4 separate regions of the Homo sapiens genome follow, and regions 2, 3 and 4 are each linked to region 1. The links are chromatin contacts, found by Hi-C or POLR2A ChIA-PET in ENCODE. All regions are on one chromosome and are shown on one strand. Each heading gives the region's core, a stretch centred on a gene start or an enhancer-like site at or near the end of the contact. The rest is flanking DNA. Distances are from core to core; before and after follow the strand shown.

The links. Hi-C counts contacts between places; a loop is a spot of excess contacts on that map. ChIA-PET counts read pairs that join two places held with the same protein, here RNA polymerase II (POLR2A). Pooled maps may share reads with other maps.
Region 2: a pooled map shows a loop between it and region 1 (14-fold over the local background). The contact joins the promoter of ILF3 here to the promoter of SNAPC2 in region 1. A Hi-C loop is called at or near these places in 1 of 37 single-sample maps with no recorded cell type and 3 of 50 pooled maps. POLR2A ChIA-PET finds 5 or more read pairs at or near these places in 1 of 52 experiments (WTC11).
Region 3: a pooled map shows a loop between it and region 1 (16-fold over the local background). The contact joins the promoter of SAFB2 here to the promoter of SNAPC2 in region 1. A Hi-C loop is called at or near these places in 7 of 50 pooled maps. POLR2A ChIA-PET finds 5 or more read pairs at or near these places in 2 of 52 experiments (CD4-positive, alpha-beta T cell and activated CD4-positive, alpha-beta T cell).
Region 4: a loop to region 1 is called in a pooled map, with 16 times the contacts of the local background. The contact joins the promoter of VMAC here to the promoter of SNAPC2 in region 1. A Hi-C loop is called at or near these places in 2 of 37 single-sample maps with no recorded cell type and 10 of 50 pooled maps.

The regions. Positions count from the first base shown.
Region 1 is chr19:7,918,665-7,921,813 of GRCh38, forward strand. SNAPC2 (small nuclear RNA activating complex polypeptide 2) reads left to right here and starts at 1,674. Exons shown (of 5, transcript NM_003083.4): 1 at 1,674-1,885; 2 at 2,759-2,878; 3 at 3,041-3,109. The coding sequence starts at 1,703. It overlaps TGFBR3L (transforming growth factor beta receptor 3 like), which reads left to right. Exons shown (of 7, transcript NM_001419781.1): 7 at 253-433. RefSeq lists enhancers at 1-26, 702-1,201, 2,902-3,149 and silencers at 1,724-1,953, 2,034-2,233.
Region 2 is chr19:10,652,711-10,655,859 of GRCh38, forward strand. ILF3 (interleukin enhancer binding factor 3) reads left to right here and starts at 1,636. Exons shown (of 20, transcript NM_017620.3): 1 at 1,636-1,777. ILF3-DT (ILF3 divergent transcript) reads right to left here and starts at 1,162. Exons shown (of 1, transcript NR_024333.1): 1 at 1-1,162. RefSeq lists enhancers at 1-146, 147-648, 514-683, 924-1,393 and silencers at 1,484-1,723, 1,804-1,963.
Region 3 is chr19:5,621,163-5,624,311 of GRCh38, forward strand. SAFB2 (scaffold attachment factor B2) reads right to left here and starts at 1,614. Exons shown (of 21, transcript NM_014649.3): 1 at 1,368-1,614; 2 at 147-234. The coding sequence starts at 1,553. It overlaps SAFB (scaffold attachment factor B), which reads left to right and starts at 1,921. Exons shown (of 21, transcript NM_001201338.2): 1 at 1,921-2,232. The coding sequence starts at 2,044. RefSeq lists silencers at 14-234, 1,239-1,358, 2,329-2,378 and enhancers at 153-885, 1,359-1,698, 1,619-2,351, 2,352-3,083.
Region 4 is chr19:5,903,622-5,906,770 of GRCh38, forward strand. It overlaps VMAC (vimentin type intermediate filament associated coiled-coil protein), which reads left to right and starts at 1,251. Exons shown (of 2, transcript NM_001017921.4): 1 at 1,251-1,460. The coding sequence starts at 1,270. It overlaps NDUFA11 (NADH:ubiquinone oxidoreductase subunit A11), which reads right to left and starts at 169. Exons shown (of 4, transcript NM_175614.5): 1 at 1-169. The coding sequence starts at 87. RefSeq lists enhancers at 1-247, 57-351, 925-1,044 and a silencer at 1,085-1,434.

The DNA.
Region 1 (3,149 bases), core at 424-2,923:
CAAAAGTCACAATACTGGGTGGAGCTTGGATTCGAACTCAGGCAGTGGGTCACCCGCGGCAGGCGCGGGCTTTGGGTCGAGCCAGGGGCATTAGGTGAGGAGAGGCACTAGGCGAGGAGAACTCAGCATTCGGACCCGGCTCCCACTCTCACCCCGGCATGCAGACCGATGGAAGAGGCTAGTGGTCTGCTGGGAAGGGAGGTGGCCCGCGTAGCGTCCCCTCCCTCGCTGAGCCTCAGCCACCCCTCCCAGGGATGGTGCGCCCCCAACATGGTCCGGAGATACACCCAGCTACCAATTCGGGACCAGGACCAACAGGACCGGACCCGCCTCCCTGGACCTCGGACCTGATGAGGCCACGACCCCTGCGCTTCTCTCCTCCCCCTGTCCCTCCCACCTGTGCTCAAAATAAACCTCTGGACTGACCGGCTAAGTTCTGGTGCAGTCAGTGAGCGCGCAACGTGCGGGGTGGGGGATAGGTGGGGAGGCTTGGGGAGAAAGCTGGGAGCAGGACTTGGGGGGTATTCCTGAGAAATCGTGACTTACAGGGGTGGAGCCTGGGGACGGGGCCCATATGCCCATATACCCGTGTGCACTCCCAGGCCATGGGAGACTGTAGGGCGTTTTGTCTCAAACAGAAAGCGACACCCGGCCGGGCGCGGTGGCTCCCGCCTGTAATCCCAGCACATTGGGAGGCCGAGGTGGGTGGATCACTTGAGGTCAGGAGTTCCAGACCAGCGTGGCCGACATGGTGAAACCCCGTCCCTACTAAAAAAAGTAACAAAAAAAGAATTAGCAGGGCGTAGTGGCGCGTGCTTATAATCCCAGCTGCTGGGGAGGCTGAGGCAGGAGAATCGCTTGAACCCAGGAGGCAGAGGTTGCAGTGAGCCGAGATCGCGCCATTGCACTGCAGCCTGGGCAACAAGAGCAAAAATCTGTCTAAAAAAAAAAAAAAAGCGGCACCCAACCCCACAAGCGTAAGTTTAAAATAAACCTTCCCCCTCCCTCCTCTCCTTACCCGGACACCTGCCCATCTGCCTCCTGCGATCTTTCTCAAGCCAGGCCTTCTCCGCTCTCCATTACCCCCGCCCGGACCCTGCCCTAGCTCCGCTTCGACCTTCTGCCTCTGCTCCAGTTCCCTCCTGGTCTGGACTTCGCCCTCCTCTTAGATTGTCAGTCTAGTCTAGAGCTCCTTAAATCCCTCCTGCCCGAGCTCCACTCTACCTTACACAGACAAGAGTGGGACTATCAGCCCCAGTCTACAGAGGAGGAAACTGAGGCTCGGCAAGGCTAAATCACTTGCCCAAAGTCCCCAGGCCTGTCTGACCCCAGAGCCCAGGCTCTTGACCGACTGGATCTTCGGACTTGACCTTTCGGCCAGAACCCACCCCTCTGCGAGAAGCAAAGCACACAGTAGTAGCTTCATGAGTTAGTCCAGCAACAGAGGGAGGGCATGGGATCCAAGGTGTCGTCTCCACTTCATGAATGAGATAAAGTGCAGGCTGAGGGTCTCCTTCGCCCCGCCCCAGTTCCGGTGCCGATCTCCCCTTCACTTCCATTGGGGCGGTTCCCCGGGCCTCCAAACGCGAAGCCACGCCCCCACGCGCGTCCGCCTCCGCGCGGTTCTTTCTGACCTCGGCGGCCCCCGTAGCTCCGCCCATCGGAGAAGCGACCTTACAGCGCCTGCCTCTTTCTGAGCGGCATGAAGCCACCTCCCAGGCGGCGAGCGGCCCCGGCGCGCTATCTGGGCGAGGTGACCGGTCCCGCGACCTGGAGCGCTCGCGAGAAGCGGCAGCTAGTGCGACTCCTGCAGGCGCGGCAGGGCCAGCCGGAGCCGGACGCCACCGAGCTGGCCCGGGAGCTGCGGGGCCGGAGCGAGGCTGAGGTGAGATGCGGTTCTCGGGACCGGAGCCAGGCTGGAGGCGGGGCTGGGGTGGGGCGGAGAGTGGGCGGGGCTGCGGCAGGAGCCAGCGGGGCGGGGCCAGGAATGTAAGCGAGCGGGGGCGTGGCGTGGGGCTGAGTGGCGGGGCGTTAGTGGGTGAGCCTGGGCGGGGTGAGGGGCGGGGCGTGGACGGGAAGAGAAGACCTAGGGGCGGGGCGAGCTTGGGAGCTAGACGTGGGCGGGGCATAAGTGAAGCGGAGGGGCGGGGCGATGCCGGGGGCGGGGCGTGCGTGCCGCTGAGGTTTGGAGAGTGGGTGGGTGAGTTTGAGGGGCAGGACGAGCCTGGGGGCGGGGCGTGGGCGGGTTAATAGCAAGACTTAAGGGCGGGGCCGTTTTGGGAGTAAGGCGTGGGAGGGGCGTGGGCGGGATGAGGGCAAGCTTTAAAGGCGGGGCGAGCCTCGGGGTAATGCGTGGGTGAGGCGAGGGCTAAACGGGCGGAATGAACTGGGAGTAAGATGCTGCCGAGTCCGGGCGAAAAGCAACGCATGCTGTTGGACAGGATACGAGCTTGAAGTGAGAGGGAATAGAGAAGAGGGGACGAAGAAGGGAGTTGAACGGGGTAGTAGTCAGCATAGGGTTGGGCCCTGGCTGCGTGAAGGAGCCGGAACTGGCCTGGGCCTTACAACTTCCTTAGGTAGCTGGTCACGCTCTGGGTGGGGTAGGGGCCTTGGCAGTCACTGGGACTCCTAACACCGGGCCAGCAGGAGACTAAGGCGCAGTAGCGGGGCCCAGAGCATACAAGGGATTGGGCTTTGGCTTCTCTGCTGCAGCCCTGAGCTCATAGAAGCCTCATTCCGCCGCCTCTTTCCTTTCTAGATCCGGGTCTTCCTCCAGCAGCTCAAGGGCCGCGTAGCCCGGGAGGCCATTCAGAAAGTGCATCCGGGTGGCCTTCAGGGACCAAGGCGCCGGGAGGCACAGCCCCCAGCCCCCATAGAGGTGAGGCAGATGAACAGGGTGAGGCTGTCCAGGGCAGGTCCCTGGTGGGTAGGTGGGAGTTGCGGGGGATAACCTGATTAGGGGATCCCCAGGAGGAGCAGGGCTTGGGGGGCCATTGCAGGCTGATCCCTGGGCTGACCCTGTACCTCTGGCTTCACTCAGGTCTGGACGGATCTGGCTGAGAAGATAACAGGGCCACTGGAAGAAGCCCTGGCAGTGGCTTTCTCGCAGGTACCGCCATTCCCCCAGGCAGGTCAGGGTGTCCCAGAGG
Region 2 (3,149 bases), core at 386-2,885, 2.7 Mb after region 1:
TTTCTATTTTTAGTGGAGACGGTGTTTCACCATGTTGGCCAGGCTGGTCTCAAACTCCTGACCTCAAGTGATCCGCCCACCTCAGCTTCCCAAAGTGCTGGGATTACAAGCGTGAGCCACCACGCCCAGCCAGGAAACCCATTTTCAACACCTCCTTGCTCTTTTTTTTTTCTGAGACAGAGTCTCGCTCTGTCGCCCAGACTGGAGTGCAGTGGCGCAATCTCGGCTCACTGCAACCTCCGCCTGCCAGGTCAAACAATTCTCCTGCCTCAGCCTCCCAAGTAGGTGGGACTACAGGCATGTGCCACCACACCCGGCTAATTTTCTTTTGTATTTTTAGTAGAGACGGGGTTTCACCATGCTGGCCAGGCTGGTCTCGAACTCCTGACCTCGTGATCCGCCCGCCTCGGCCTCCCAAAGTGCTGGGATTACAAACGTGAGCCACCGCGCCTGGCCTTCCTTGCTCTTCTTGCTCCAAATCCTGGGAACGTCTGAATCAACAGGCGGACATCTGTCAAACCTTCCTAGCAACTACGCCTGCGGATGGCCAACCTGACCCTGGAAGACAGTGGGGTTTAGTTAAGCACAGATTGTACATCGGGGGCCTCATAAGGCGCCTGGAAGCATTCAAGAACACCACGCTTGTAAGGACAAAGCACTCGGTCACGGGCGCCTTTACTTCGGAGCTCCGCGCTGCTGCTGGACGAGCGTCCGTTGAGTCCCAGCCCCAATTTTTCCAGGAAATGGCGGTGAGCCCTCTAGTGAGATATTTTTTGGCCTGGGCCTCAGTTTCTCCATCTGTCAATGGGGGAAGGGGAAGGCGGGCTAGAGGACCCCGACCAGGTCGGCTGCAGCCTTCGGAAGCTACGGCCCAGGGACGCCACACCAAGGCAGGTCTGCGGGACGAAAGAACCCAAGAACCCGGGCGCGCATTGGCGCCGGTCCCGGGCTCAAGGGGCAGCAACGAGGAGACGCTGGACCTGGCCGTTCCTCGCACACATCTCTAACCTTCTGTGCCTCTCAAGGGAGATGGGGTGAGCATAGCCACCTCCACTGGAGCCCGAAAATCCCCGGCCGAGATACCGCCACTAAAAAGGTACACATGCGTCAAAGCCTCTCGGAGCCATTTCCGCTAACGTACTCAGGGCGACGGGCGTAAGATGGCGGCCGCGCAGGCGCAAAATGTCGCAGCCGTAGGGAGGCTCCGCCTCTGACGCTTGCCTTGCATCACGTGGTAATGGCCGCTCAAAAAACGCCTTAGCGAAAACCAGAGCGTGCCCTCGTCACGTGATGGAGGACTCCCAGTACGGCAAAGGGAAGGCGCCAAAAGTTGTCAGATGGCGAAGGAAACCGCGAAATTCGCCATTGTCACATGATGGAGCAACCTATCGAAAGCGGAGGGAAAGGTGCCGAAGTCACGTGACTACGCACGCAAACACTCCCGCTTGCACCACGTGCAACTCACGCCCACCCCCTCAGCCCCCCCCTTATCTCTTTTCGCCCCTCCCTCCCATTTGGGTTGGGCCTGCGTCGAGGCGCAACGCGGCGTCAAAGGGGGCGGGGCTTCAGCCGGTCACGTGTTCCCGCACCTCCCCGGCGCGCGCCTGCCCGCCCGCCCGCTCGCCCCCGGTCCGGACTCCTCCTCCTCCTCTTCTCGCCATTGCAGTTGGACCCAGCAGCCCGGCGCGCACCGCGTGGCTTTTGGGGGCAGACCCCGGCGGGCTGTGGCAGGAGGGCGGCGGCGGCGGCTGCGGTCGAAGAAGGGGACGCCGACAAGGTAAGCGTCAATGTGGCGGCGGCCGGGCCCGCTCCCGCCTCTGCCCCTCCCCCCGCCCGCCCTCAGTGAGATCCCCACTGAGGGTTCGCGGTGACAAGGCTGGAGGGATCCCACGCTCGCCGCCTCCGCCCGGTTCCCTCATCCCGGCGCCTGGCCCGTTCCTCCCTTGCCGGCCTCGCTCCCGCGCTCGGCCGTTAACTCTCTTCCATTGTGCGGAGGAAACAAAATGGCGGCTGCGGCGGCGGCGAGGACTCGGTGCGCGCGCAGCCGCTCCCCCCCGCACGCGGCCCCTCGGCCGGCGGCGGCGCCACGCGCGGGGGGGTGCGCGCGCACCGGGCCCCCGGCTGCCGCCTCCCCGCGGCTGGGCTTTTGTCTGTTGCGGGGGTCCTGGGGACGCGCGCACGTGCTTGGAGCACACACCCCCTCGGGTCCCGAGTTCCGCGGCGGGGCGACCCCCCTTCCTCACTCCTTCCCTACCCCCTCCTCCTCTTTGTCCCGGTCCCGCCCCCGATTCCAGGAGAGTCCCAGGTTCCCGAGGCGGGAAAAGTCGCCTCCTTTGTCCTCACAGGTCGCGGAGAGGCGGACCCCCTCCTTGGAAGCCCCTTCCCACGCGGATTGCTGAGGAAGCCTTTGTGGGTTCGTCGGGTTTCCAAATCTCTGGTCAGCCAGGCCTCTCTCAGATCAGGGTCAAAACTTGAGAGGGTTTCAGCTTTTTCTTTAGTTAGTTTGTTTTCATTGTTGAATGTTTTTCCAGATTGTTAGTATTTGCCTTCTCTAGACCGGCAATCTACTTGGGTGCAAGCCTGGGCCCCGAAACGTGGATGCTTAAAACCCATTTCTACCTTTATTTTCTCAAGTAGTTGAACGATTGAGATTCTCGAGGTTACTCATGAGGTTCTGCCCCAGTTAATTCACCGCCTGGATGAATTATTTGGGGTGTACGGCGGTCTGCATGCTCCTCCCCCAGTTCAGTGGCCAAATTTGAGGAGAATGAGGGATCTCTTCTCCACATTTCCAACATTGTTTGCCAGTTGCTGCTTAGGTGACATGGATCAGCAACGAAGCGTCGGTTTCAGTGGTTTCTTTTTCTGGACTCCGGTAATTCACTGCTGCTGAATCTTTTTCAAGATTTTGCTCTCTTTAAAATGAGTGGTGTGATGGCATATTTGTGGTCCACATGGAATCGCGAGGTGCCATCCGAAGTTAGGATTCAAATTTAGGACTTTAAGCTCTCTTTTCCTCAGGTATTTGTGGATGGGAATCTCCATGGATTGCTCAGAGTGCTGCCACTGTCCCTTGTGCGTGATGCTTTGTGTGTGGTCTCGTGGGATGTAGTTACAGTAGCCGCCCAGACTGTGAATGAAGTGTGGGA
Region 3 (3,149 bases), core at 364-2,863, 2.3 Mb before region 1:
GGTGGTGACGAGCAAAGCTAACTCTTAGTGGAGGGACACCGAGTACCAGAGAAATTCTCCCAGCCTAGAAGGCGGGAAGAGCACACTACACACCATTTCTCTAAATTCTCTGAACACTCAAGCCCCAAGCAGCATATGTACAATACCTTTAACACATCTCTTGGCTGACTTCTTGCTGGTGGCTTCTAACTCGATGCCAATTTCATCAGGATCTTGCCCCTCTTCTTTAACCGCCTATTAGGGAGAGATGAGTTTTACAACATCATTAAGAGCTGCAGGGCACACACTGTTCCTTACAAGTAACAACCTCCCATGAAACAAAGGCAAACCCGTCCTTGCAAAGAGCAACTCCGGGTCAGCTATCTGGGCCGCAAGCCCAAAAGGCGGAGGAGGAACCCCGCACAACTTGGGTCTCTCTGGGTCCAAATGACAAAGGAGAGGGAGGCTGTGAGCAGGAGCTCCAGAATTGGGGTCAAGGACCAGTTCCAAAATGGCAACTCAACTCGACAATGCCAAACCTTCGACTTTAAAGTTATATGATGGGACAAATTAGAACAGAGAGGCTGCACTTGGCCCGGCCTCGGTGAAGGGCTGGCCACCGCTGGTGAGGAGGAACAGCAGCCAGCCTGGGGAGATTCAACAGGTCCCTCAGTGCCTGCCACCTGCCGGGTCCAGGACTGGGTACCCACAAGCTCCCTCCCTATGCTCAAGTTGTTTGTTCCAGTTGCGGAAACAGACAATTCCCAACCCCTTAATATTTTGCATTTAGCCCCTGCTTTCAGCGAGGTGCGACACAAACGCAGGATGAGCTGGCAAGGAGGTGGGGCAGCGCATTAGGAAGGGCGCTCAGGAAGGTGATGTCTCAGGCAGACCCAAAATGACAACAAGGGGCCGGCCACGAGAAGATCTGGGGGACCCGGGTGGACAGCTTCGTAAAGGCCAAAGCCCTGGGGCAAGAACAAGCACCGCCCCCTTTCCTGTAAATGCTCTGGAGTCCGCCAGACACCCATTCTCCGGAGGAGGAAACTGAGGCACAGAGAGAAAGGCACCTGCCCAAGGTCACAGAGCCAAGGCTCGATCGGGAGCCCCAGGAGGGGTCCCGGGGCCACCCTGGTAGCGGAGAAGACCGCACGCTGAGCGCGCTTGAGGAGAAAAGGTGGAAAGAGGATAGGAAGGGAGGCACAGAGAGGAGCGGTGACGGGCCAAGGTCACACAGCCGGCCCCCTGGGTGCCCGACACCTCGAACCGGGGTCGGCCAAGACGCGGGGCGAACCCAGGGCGCCCCGGGTCCGGGAGCCGCGGTGACAGGTGCAGGCGGGGGCGTGCCCGGGCCTCCTGCGCCACCCCCGAGCCCCGCGCCGCCTCACCTTCTTGAGCCGCTCCATCAGGACGCTCTTGTTGCCGCCCGTGTCCAGGTTCCGCTTCTTCAGCTCCGCCCGCAGATCGATCACCCGCAGCTCGCTGAGCCGCCTCGTCCCAGTCTCCGCAACGCCCGGGCCGAGAGAAGCCGTGCCAGGGCCCGAGTCGCCCGACCCGGGCAGAGTCTCCGCCATCGTCGCGTTCCCGTCTTCGCCACCGACTCAGTCGCACACCGCCGGCAGCTATAGCGGCTCTGAACACAAAATGGCGCCGCCTAAGAGGAAAACGCACTCGTTTCCTCCCGCCCCGCTTTGCGGCCGCGCACGCGCACGCGCACCGCCCCCACTAGCGTACTTAGCAGCAAGGACGCTCGCGCGTCCACCAACCGCGGGTTCCCCGGCACAACGCGCAAGCGCTGAATCTGCAGCTCGCATGCGTCCCGGCAGTTCCCGGCGGGAGGCTGACGAGACGCAACGCGTCTGCGCACATCCCCGCGTTGTTCTCACTGCGCATGTGCAGTTGCAACCGGGATACTAGAACCTACGCTTGGTGCGCCTGCGCAGAAGCGAGGCGCGCTGGGGCGACTGGAGCGGTTCCCTCGCAGGCGGCGCCATTTTGTGCTAGGAGCCTGATAAAACCGGCCCGGTTCTGTGGAAAGTGGGCGGCGGAGCCAGGGTCCCTGGAATGGCGGAGACTCTGTCAGGCCTAGGTGATTCTGGAGCGGCGGGCGCGGCGGCTCTGAGCTCCGCCTCGTCAGAGACCGGGACGCGGCGCCTCAGCGACCTGCGAGTGATCGATCTGCGGGCGGAGCTGAGGAAACGGAATGTGGACTCGAGCGGCAACAAGAGCGTTTTGATGGAGCGGCTGAAGAAGGTGGATTTGGGGCCCCGAGGGCGGGCACAGGGTGGGTCTGGGGTCCTCTTGGCCGCGACGGTGGCTCGCGGGCCCTGGCGTCCGCCCCCGGCCGCGTTCGCGGCCTCGCCGGACCTGGCGCTCTCGCGTCCCCCGGCTCCTCCGAGGCCCCGGAGAGAGTTCCTTGGCCGGCTGGGCCTGGGTTCAAATCCTAACGCCGCAATGGGGCCAGGAGAACCACAAAAACGGCACGCGTGCAGGAGAAACGGTGACGGGTGACATCGTCCACTGAGAGGAGGGTTCTCCCCTCGTCTCGTCCCCTCCTCCGTACCTGGAGGGGAGACCCTGAAACCCTCACTTCCCAGGCGAGGGGAAGGGACTCGGCCAAGGTCACACGGCCGAGGACGGGCAGCGTCGGGATTTGAACCCAGGCCCTGGGATTCCTGATTCGGCTGCTTGGTTTCCCCAGGGAAGATGCTTTGTGACCCACAGGGGACCGACCAGCCTGAATCGGGGCTGATTTACAAAGGAAACACCCGTAGGACATACTCAAAGGGAAAAATAGAAAAAAACCCACCACAATCCAGTTTTCACGGTTTGCCGGTACTCGCTCGGTGAAGTAACGTGGCAGGAAGGAAAAGTGGTGTTGACGGTAGTGATCAGAAATGTGAAATGAGGGGAGACCCCGGGTGGACTTTAAAACCAGCCTCAGAACTGCCCGGGAGGCGGGCAGAGCCTGGGCTCCCCCAGCTCCGTCAGTCTCTCTGGACTTGGGGACCCTGCCAGCTCTCGGTGGCCTGATCTTGGGCATAGGAGACCTTGAACCCCTTCTGAGTCCTCTTTTCTATTCTTTTTTTTTTTTTTTCTCCTGTAAGAAGCAAAAAAGCAATAGGACTTTGATTTGGGGATTAAATAAGTTTGCGTGGAGCAGGCTTGGC
Region 4 (3,149 bases), core at 1-2,500, 2.0 Mb before region 1:
GGCAATACTGGTGGTGCTGTAGGCTTTGCGGTGGCAATCGGTGCCATCGGGGATATCCCAGTACTGACGAAAAACCTTCGGCGCCATAGCCCGCAATCTCGATCCCGCACCACGGACCCCGCCAGCTCGGGAAGCGCAAGGGCAGCCGCGGCTGGCTATCGCGAGACTTCTCGGGCTGCGCGCGCAACCTTTCGGGCTAGCGGGCCGGCAACAAGTGAGCAACTTTATTGATAGGCGCGGACATGGACATGGATCGCGCGCACGCGCCGGGGACCGGCCTGGAGGAAGAGAGTAGCACGTGCATCCCCAGGCCGATTCCTAGAGGGTGAAACTGAGGACGACTGCGATCAGTGCAGACAGATTTCGCTAGTCCCAGCTCAGGGAGTCCTAGGTTAGGGACTACTAGAGGCGGGGACTATCTACTAGGGGAGGGGCCGGGCTCAGACTGGGACGGGCGGGACTCCAGTTGATAGGAGCAAGACATGACGAAACAATGACTGGGGGGCGGGGCATGGCGGGGATGTGGCCACACCCAGTGTCAGAATCTGCATAGCGAGTGGTCATGCCCTGTGGTCAGTCACCAAGCTGGAGTCTGAGCAGCGTGCTACTGTTTTGGGCCGTGGACAGGATCAGGGGCGGGGATTATCGGGAAAGTGACCAATGACAATACGAGAAGCTCAGCGGGACGTGGCCTCTGTTCACCCCGCGGCTGTCCCACGCCCTAGGCCGGATGAAGTACACAGGCGCTTGACTTGGGGGCGTGGCTAGAATTGGAGGCATAACCTAAAAGGGACTTGACCAATCTGAGACTGTATAAGGGATGAAGGGGCGAGGCCGTGCCTGGATCTACCCCTGACAGGCCACAGGTTCGGGGGGCGTGGTCAGGCTTGCTGTTTCGCGGAGTCCGGGCCAATCCTGGTGTTAGCTTCCAAGTAGGGAGGGGACAGTATCGAAGGTGTGACCAATCTTGTTTCCAGAGCCTGAGTTGCGCGAGCCGCCAAAGGATGTGGCCAGCCTGGGGGCGTGGCTGTCAAGATCTTGTCCAATCCTAGAGTGAGCCCAAACTCAGGGGCGGAGTTTCATGATCCCGGAACCGGTGGTAGTGTTTGGGTTTGAGGAGAGCACGACCCAGCCCTCTGGGGTGGGGTCTAGCGGGGTCAGCGACCAATCGCGCCGAGGTCTAGTGGGGCGGGGCCCTCCCGGGGGCGGGGCCTGTGCCAGTTCCGGGCCGCCTGGGGGCGTGGCCGGGCCTGTACAGCAGCCTGGGCCATGTCGGCGCCGCCGGCCCTGCAGATCCGGGAGGCAAACGCACACCTGGCAGCCGTGCACCGGCGCGCAGCGGAGCTGGAGGCGCGGCTGGACGCGGCGGAGCGCACGGTGCACGCCCAAGCCGAGCGCCTGGCCCTCCACGACCAGCAGCTGCGCGCCGCCCTAGACGAACTGGGTCGCGCCAAGGACCGGTGAGGCCCGGGGCCGGCCAGGTGGACTTCACCGAGGCGGTAGGCGGAGGCAGAGCCGAGGCTGGAAAGCGAGGAAGGGCAGGGGGAACCGTGTGCACTTGTATAGACGCTAGACTGAGTATCGGATTGATAAAAACACCAAAAAACTCGAATTAGTAATCAGTATGTAAAGTTGCGAGAAGTGACACAGGTGTGGACCTCTAACTTCAAACAGGCCCACTTTCCCACAGGTGCTGAGCGACGCAGGGACCACAGACCGCCCAGCGTAGGCATTGGGAGCCATAGCAGGCTCTTCAGCAGGGGAGGAGGGGATCATATCAGCATTTTAACTTTTAAAATTTATTATTATTTTTTTGAGACGGAGTTTCGCTCTTGTCGCCTAGGCTGGAGTGCAGTGGCGTGATCTCAGCTCACTGCAACCTCCACCTCCCAGATTCAAGCGATTCTCCTGCCTCAGCCTCCCGTGTAGCTGGGATTACAGGCGCCCGCCACCACGCCCGGTCGATTTTTTGTATTTCTAGTAGAGACTGGTTTTCGTCACGTTGTGCAGGCTGGTCTCTAACTCCTGACCTCAGGTGATCCGCCCGCCTCAGCCTCCTAAAAGTGCTGGGATTACAGGGGTGAGCCACCGCACCCGGCCTAAATTTATTATTTTTGAGGCAGGGCCTCACTCCTATGCCCAGGCTGGAGTGCACCTCGACCTCCGGAGCTCAGGTGATTCTCCCACCTCAGTCTCCCAAGCAGCTGGGACTACAGGCGTCCACCACCACGCATGGCTTATTTTTTGTATTTTTTTGTAGAGACAGTTTTGCCCTGTTGCCCAGTTTGGTCTTGAACTCCTGGGCTCAAGCAGTCCTCCCACCTCACCCTTCCAAAGTGCTGGGATTACAGGCTAAGCCACCATGCCTATCTATTATTTTTGAGAGAGGGTCTTGCTCTGTTGCCCAGGCTGGAATGCAGTGGTGCGATCTCGACTCACTGCAGTCTCACCCTCCCTCCTCAGCCTCTCAAGTAGCTGGGATTACAGGCGTGCGACAGCACACCTGGCTGATTTAAAAAAAAAAATCCTTTAGAAATGGGGTCAGACTATGTTGCCTAGGCTGGCCTTGAACTCCTGGGCTCAAGTGATCCTCCTGCCTCAGCCTCCCGAAGTGCTGGGATTATAGGCACGAGCCACCATGCTGGCCCATATCAGCATTGTTGAAGAGTCCCTCTGACAGCTGAGGATGAAAGAGATGAGACAGGCACCCAGGGAGGTGGGAGGAGCTGGGTCCCAGGTGGGAACTATTACTTCAGAGCTAATTGGACATATTCATTTTTACCGAGCACCTGCTCTGTGCCAGGCACTCATTCATTCGTCTTCATTGAGCACCTACTGTGTGTCAGGCATTCTGCTGAGTACTGGAGCACATCAGTAAGACTTAGCCTTGCCCATTGGGTATCCACAGTCCAGTGGAGAGACAGACATGTCACTGGGCAGTTACATCATTGGTGGCCAGCGGCCATGATGGAGGGGCATATGGGGCTCTGAGGGATCTCAGAGTGAAGGCTTCCCAGAGGAAGAGCCTACTAAGAATAGGTGGGAAAAGATAATGGAAAGGAACGAACTGCAGGAAGAGTGAGGGGACGAAATGAGGGTTCTCATAAGAAAATGCCATAAACTGGCTGGGTGGTGGCTCACGCCTGTAA